Regions from separate parts of the Mus musculus genome. Here region 1 is linked to region 2. A link is a contact called in ENCODE POLR2A ChIA-PET data. All regions are on one chromosome and are shown on one strand. The core of a region is the stretch at or near the end of the contact, and the rest is flanking DNA. Distances in the headings are between cores, read along the strand shown.

Region 1 (2,700 bases), core at 149-2,648, 210 kb before region 2:
TGAAGGCACAGTGGCAATAAGCAGGCCACAACCTCTCTCTCACCTGAGGGCTGCTGACAGGCCCGGAGAATCCTGGGGGAGCCGGAGGGGGCAGACCAGGGGACCCCATGGAAGAACTGATGACTGGGAAGGGGGAGCCCAGTGGCGGGGGTGGCATTGGAGGTGGAGGTGCTGAAGGGGTAAGAGGTGGGCCAGGAGGAGAAGACGGACGGATCCCCTGAGAAAGGGGATTTGGGGAGGAGCTGTCTGGGCTTCGGGAATCTGAGAAGTGGGTACGTACAAGGCAGACACACACGGACAGGAGAGACAAGAAGAGAAAGTGAGCCTTTTGATCATCCAAATGGACACTTTAATTCTCCCTGACCCACCACAGCCCGCAACCCTGGAGTTCAGAAATACCAAGTGGCCAAACAACAATTTCACTTCTAATAGTCGTGAGAGGAGGCGGTTGACAAAAAGGGAGGCAGGTCAGGCGGGGCTACTGGGTCATCCCAAGCTGACCTCGGGAGGGGGGGCTGTGAAGCAGCACGTGGAGGTGTAGCAGCGAACCCCTCGTCCAACCCCAACTTAGAACATTCGGGGCAAAGAGTATGGCAGAAATACCCGGTCCCAGAGCGTAAGCTCAGCCTTCGAATGCCCAGAGTCCTCCAGCCCACGGGGAACGGTGTCCTTCCCACGCCCGAGACCGCGCACGCAGGCCCCGCCGCGGGCCCGAACCTGAAGGGCGGAAGCTCCCCCGCCGCGCCCCGCCCCGGGGGAGGGCGCTGGGCCTCGGGACGTCGAGGGCGCGTGTTTACAAACAAGGGGGCGGGAGCGCGGGGAGGGGGCGCGAGGGGCGCCGGCCCGGGCCCACGGGACACTCACCCCGCCCGCTGTCGCCCATCCCGTCCCGGCCAGCCTCCCCCGGCTCCGGCTCCAGGGCTTGCTGCTCTCCGGCCGCCGCCGCCGCCGCCGCGGGATCCAGCCAGGGCCGCCGCCGCCGCCACCGGGACGCGACCCCACAATGCATCTCTTTTCTCACCCCCACCGGCCCACACTGCCCCGCGGCATGCCGCGGCGGGAGGAAGGGCGGACGAGTGGCCCAAGACATGACGCCCGGGCCGAGGGCGGGGAAGCCGGAGAGGCGCCAGGGACGCGCAGGGGGGACAGCGGGGGACTCGGGGGCCGCGACGAAGCCGCGGAGGCGAGCAGGCCGCGGCCTGTGGCAGCGCGACTCAAGAGCCGCGCTCGGCTCGGCACTGAGATGACAGCACCGGCGCGGCCGCCATCTTTGTACAGACGGGAAGTCTCGCCTTGAGCTCCCGCCCCTTCGCCGAGGTGGAAACGGAGGAGGCGGTGCCCGCCAGCCCGCCGTCCCCTCGGATAACCCCCCAGCTCTGCGCATGCGTCCTGACGCCGTGGCCGCGCCGCCCTCGGGGCGCCGCCATGTTGGTAAAGGTATCGGGGCGCAGGCAAGAAAGGGAGCTTCCGGATCTCGCGGGAGCTCGAGGCGTGAGTGCCACGTCCCAGCAAACCGAGAACCGAGAGGATCCCGGAGCCGGTGAGAGGTCCCTGCTGCTCCCTTACGGCGCTTTCCAGGCCTTTACCCCAACCAGTGGGCCATAGAGACGCGGGCCCAGAGAGACCGTAAAGTTGCTGATCAAAGGCTAGAGCGGTGTCGGGGGTGGGGGGCTGCATCCAGGAAGGGTGTTGGGGATGAGGTGGACCGGCCTTGGGGACAATGTAAGAGCGGAGCAAGTAGTATAGAGGAAGGGCTTCAAGGGACGCGGATCCCGAATAGGTAGATTGAGAGTCAAGTCGAGTCGTCTCTTGTTCCTCCGGTCAGCGTGATGACCATGGGCCTGCGGGCCCCCCACTGGGTGGCTGTGGGACTGCTGACCTGGGCGGCTTTGGGGCTGCTGGTGGCCGGACACGAGGGTCATGGTGACCTGCACAAAGATGTGGAAGAGGACTTCCATGGCCACAGTCACGGGCACTCACATGAAGATTTCCACCATGGCCACAGCCACGGGCACTCGCATGAAGATTTCCACCATGGCCACGGCCACACTCATGAAAGCATCTGGCATGGGCATGCCCACAGCCACGACCATGGACACTCACGTGAGGAATTACACCATGGCCATAGCCATGGCCACTCCCACGATAGCCTCCACCACGGAGGACATGGACATGCCCATCGTGAACATAGCCATGGGACTTCTAGGGAGGCTGGGGCTCCAGGCATCAAACACCACCTGGACACTGTCACCCTCTGGGCCTACGTGAGTCGCCAGGGGATGTGGGGAAGAGGGACTGGTTCTTAATCGGTGGGAAGCTCCATCTTTGCCTTCTGATTGTGCTTCTCCACCAGGCACTGGGGGCCACAGTGCTGATCTCCGCAGCTCCGTTCTTCGTGCTGTTCCTCATCCCAGTAGAATCTAACTCTCCCAGGCACCGCTCTCTGCTCCAGATCCTGCTCAGTTTTGCTTCCGGGGGGCTCCTGGGTGATGCGTTCCTCCACCTCATCCCGCATGCCTTGGGTAAGTAACTTGTGGGCTCCGCCTCAAAGGCTTAAGCGGTTTTGTTCTTTCTCTTTAATGATCCCAGATTTTCCGGTTGTCTTCAAACACACATCCCCTGAGCCAGGCATTCCCTCATCAAGCCTTTTCTCCCACTTCCCGCAGAACCTCATTCTCACCACGCTCCAGAGCAGCCTGG
Region 2 (2,700 bases), core at 153-2,652:
TAATACAACCTATCTCCTAACTATTCCAAGACAACCCAATGAAGTTAAAAGTTAAATTTTTGCTTTCACAGCCTGACAAGAAAGATCTCTGCTCAATTCTCCAAGGAAAGTTCAAGAGAACAGCAAATTTAGGGTTGTTTTTTCACGTTTGTTTATTAGACAGGGGTTAACCTGGAACCCATCATGTAGATCAGGCAGGCCTTGAACTCAGAACTCAGCCTGCCTGTTTCCCGAGTGCTGGGATTAAAGACTGTACCACTATGGCCAGCCTTGGGTTTGGTGGAAGAATGTCAGGATGAAGGCAGCAAGCACGGCCTGCTCACCGCTTGGCGATCTCCTGGTAGCGCAGCTGTAGCTTCGCCTGCAGGTCTTGCTGTGGGAGGAGAGAAGAAGTCAGAAACTAGGGAACCCCAGGATAGGGTTAGCGAACAGAAGTAGCCAGTTAGGGTAAGTTTACAAGTCATGCATATGAAGAAAGGCAAGGGCATGGCTTACAAAACTTTAAGGCTAAGTTTCCAGCCTTTCCAAGATCTAACCTAAAAAGCCTTCCTTTTAAAGAAAATCTCCTCTGTATATGGGTCAATATACTAAACGTGCTTACCCTAACATTATGGGAATTCTCACCCAAACAGTTGCTTACTAAGCTCCAGTGCTAGATATACCTCCTTTCTTGGACCCTAAATTATCTCTCCTCTTATCCATCTCCAACCTCCCAGGAGCTGCAGAGATCTACAGCTTCCCTGACCTCTTTGTTTTCTTCCAAAATCTAAAAACTGGTCCTCAGCCTTCCAAAAACAGGGGCACAAGATTCCAAGCTGATAGCCGGGCGTGGTGGCGCATGCCTTTAATCCTAGTCGGGAGGCAGAGGCAGGCGGATTTATGAGTTCAAGGCCAGCCTGGTCTACAAAGTGAGTTCCAGGACAGCCAGGGCTACACAGAGAAACCCTGTCTCGAAAAAGAAAAACAAAAACAAAAACAAACAAACAAACAAAGATTCCAAGCTGATACGGGGGATGAGGAAACACCTGGTCTCACGTGGGAGACAAATGAGGCGAAGAGAGAAAGGGATAGGAAGAGGGGCGGGGCGGGGGGGAGCTAAAGCCAGGCAATCTAAGGCCAAGGAAATCCCAGTAACCCGGCCAAAAACATTTAGGACCTTGAGTCTGACTACTGGAGTCACAAATTCAGGGATCCTGGATTATCCACTGAACTAAGGAGATGTTAAGGGGGATAGGATTCAAGGGCGTACAGAACCCAAATCCTTCCCGGCCCGGATCGGAACAGCACACGCACCCCAGACGCCCAGTTCCGCAGCTTTTGGATAACGCGAGTAGCGGACGCCATATTCCTTCCGCTCCGAAGGACGCTGGTGACGACTCTGTCCCGAGGATTCCTGGGTACCGCGTGCGGTCTCGCGAGAGCGAAAGTGAGGCGTGGTCAGAGCCGACTATAAAAGGCATCCCCTGCTCACGTGACTCCTCTCCGCCAGATCGCCGCCATCATGGACACGAGTCGCGTGCAGCCCATCAAGCTGGCTAGGGTGAGGCGACTGCGGGTGTTTAGAAACCTGAATAAAGAGAGAAGAAAGCTGAACATGTCGAGCCTAACTTTCCCTTATTTCCTGTAGGTAACCAAAGTGCTGGGCAGGACCGGTTCGCAGGGACAGTGCACGCAGGTGAGTGATGGGAACATTCGGACCACTTCCTGGGGTCGGAGCGGAGTCCTCCCGAGTACCAGGATTATAACTGGATTTGGTGACGTTTAATTCTAGTAGCTAGGTTCAGGGAGGATATGACTTTGTAAGAAACGCGGATACCGTAGTAAGACTGCCTTTGAAAGCTTTGGTGGTTTTTTGTTGGGGGGGGGGGGGTGTTCTAGACAGGGTTTCTCTGTGTAACCCTGGCTGTCCTCGAACTGAGAAATCCGCCTGCCTCTGCTTCCCAAGTGCTGAGATTAAAGGCGCGGGCTACCACTGCCCAGCTAAAAGATTTGGTTTTTAAAGAGGTGGAGTTGGCGGGACCTGTGTGTCAGTAGTAGACTTGCTTACCATACAAAGAACCCGAAAAAACTTGAGTACTGAACTCAAAGCTAGTAATTAAAGATGTCTAAGGAAGTTCACTTGGAGTTCCAGTCAAGCTTAGGCTACAAAATGATCCAGTACCGAAAAAACCTGGGCCACTGTTGATAGTGTGCTTGCCTCGGTCCACCACATAGAACAAGAACGGTAGGGCATCTCACCTACTCCAGGAGACAGACAAGCCTAGGCTAAAGATGCCCTGACCGTTCGTTCCCCTGGCTTATACCCAGGTCTCCCATCACAGCTAATTAAGAAACTAAGGTAGGGGGACCCGTAGATCAGGGCCAGCCTGAAGTAAGTTGGAGGCACCCAGATAAAATTGTAAGTGGGGAGGGTGTTGTAATTCCAGAAGGATCACAGGATTTCAAGGTCAGATCAGGCTACAGAGACCCTATCATGTGAGTGATTCAATGCCTTTGGTCTGGCAAATGAGACCTTAAGAGTAACAAATGCTTGTAACTGCTGAACCATCTGACCTGACCAGCCCCTGTCCCAGGCTCTGGTCCATATTACCTTTCCACCCCACTAGTAAGTAGCAGCATTTAACTCTTGTATTGGGCTTGTAGGTGCGAGTGGAATTCATGGATGACACCAGCCGCTCTATCATCCGAAATGTCAAAGGC

Evidence for each region. ChIA-PET counts read pairs that join two places held with the same protein, here RNA polymerase II (POLR2A).
Region 1: POLR2A ChIA-PET joins it to region 2 with 10 read pairs in embryonic stem cell. The contact joins the promoter of Slc39a7 here to the promoter of Ndufa7 in region 2. POLR2A ChIA-PET finds 5 or more read pairs at or near these places in 4 of 5 experiments (Patski and embryonic stem cell).

Annotation. Positions count from the first base shown.
Region 1 is chr17:34,030,388-34,033,087 of GRCm38, reverse strand. Slc39a7 (solute carrier family 39 (zinc transporter), member 7) reads left to right here and starts at 1,398. Exons shown (of 7, transcript NM_008202.2): 1 at 1,398-2,264; 2 at 2,354-2,522; 3 at 2,667-2,700. The coding sequence starts at 1,830. Rxrb (retinoid X receptor beta) reads right to left here and starts at 1,276. Exons shown (of 10, transcript NM_011306.4): 1 at 865-1,276; 2 at 44-261. The coding sequence starts at 1,090.
Region 2 is chr17:33,823,274-33,825,973 of GRCm38, reverse strand. It overlaps Ndufa7 (NADH:ubiquinone oxidoreductase subunit A7), which reads right to left and starts at 1,402. Exons shown (of 4, transcript NM_023202.4): 1 at 1,294-1,402; 2 at 324-373. The coding sequence starts at 1,344. Rps28 (ribosomal protein S28) reads left to right here and starts at 1,412. Exons shown (of 4, transcript NM_001355384.1): 1 at 1,412-1,540; 2 at 1,628-1,675; 3 at 2,644-2,700. The coding sequence starts at 1,502.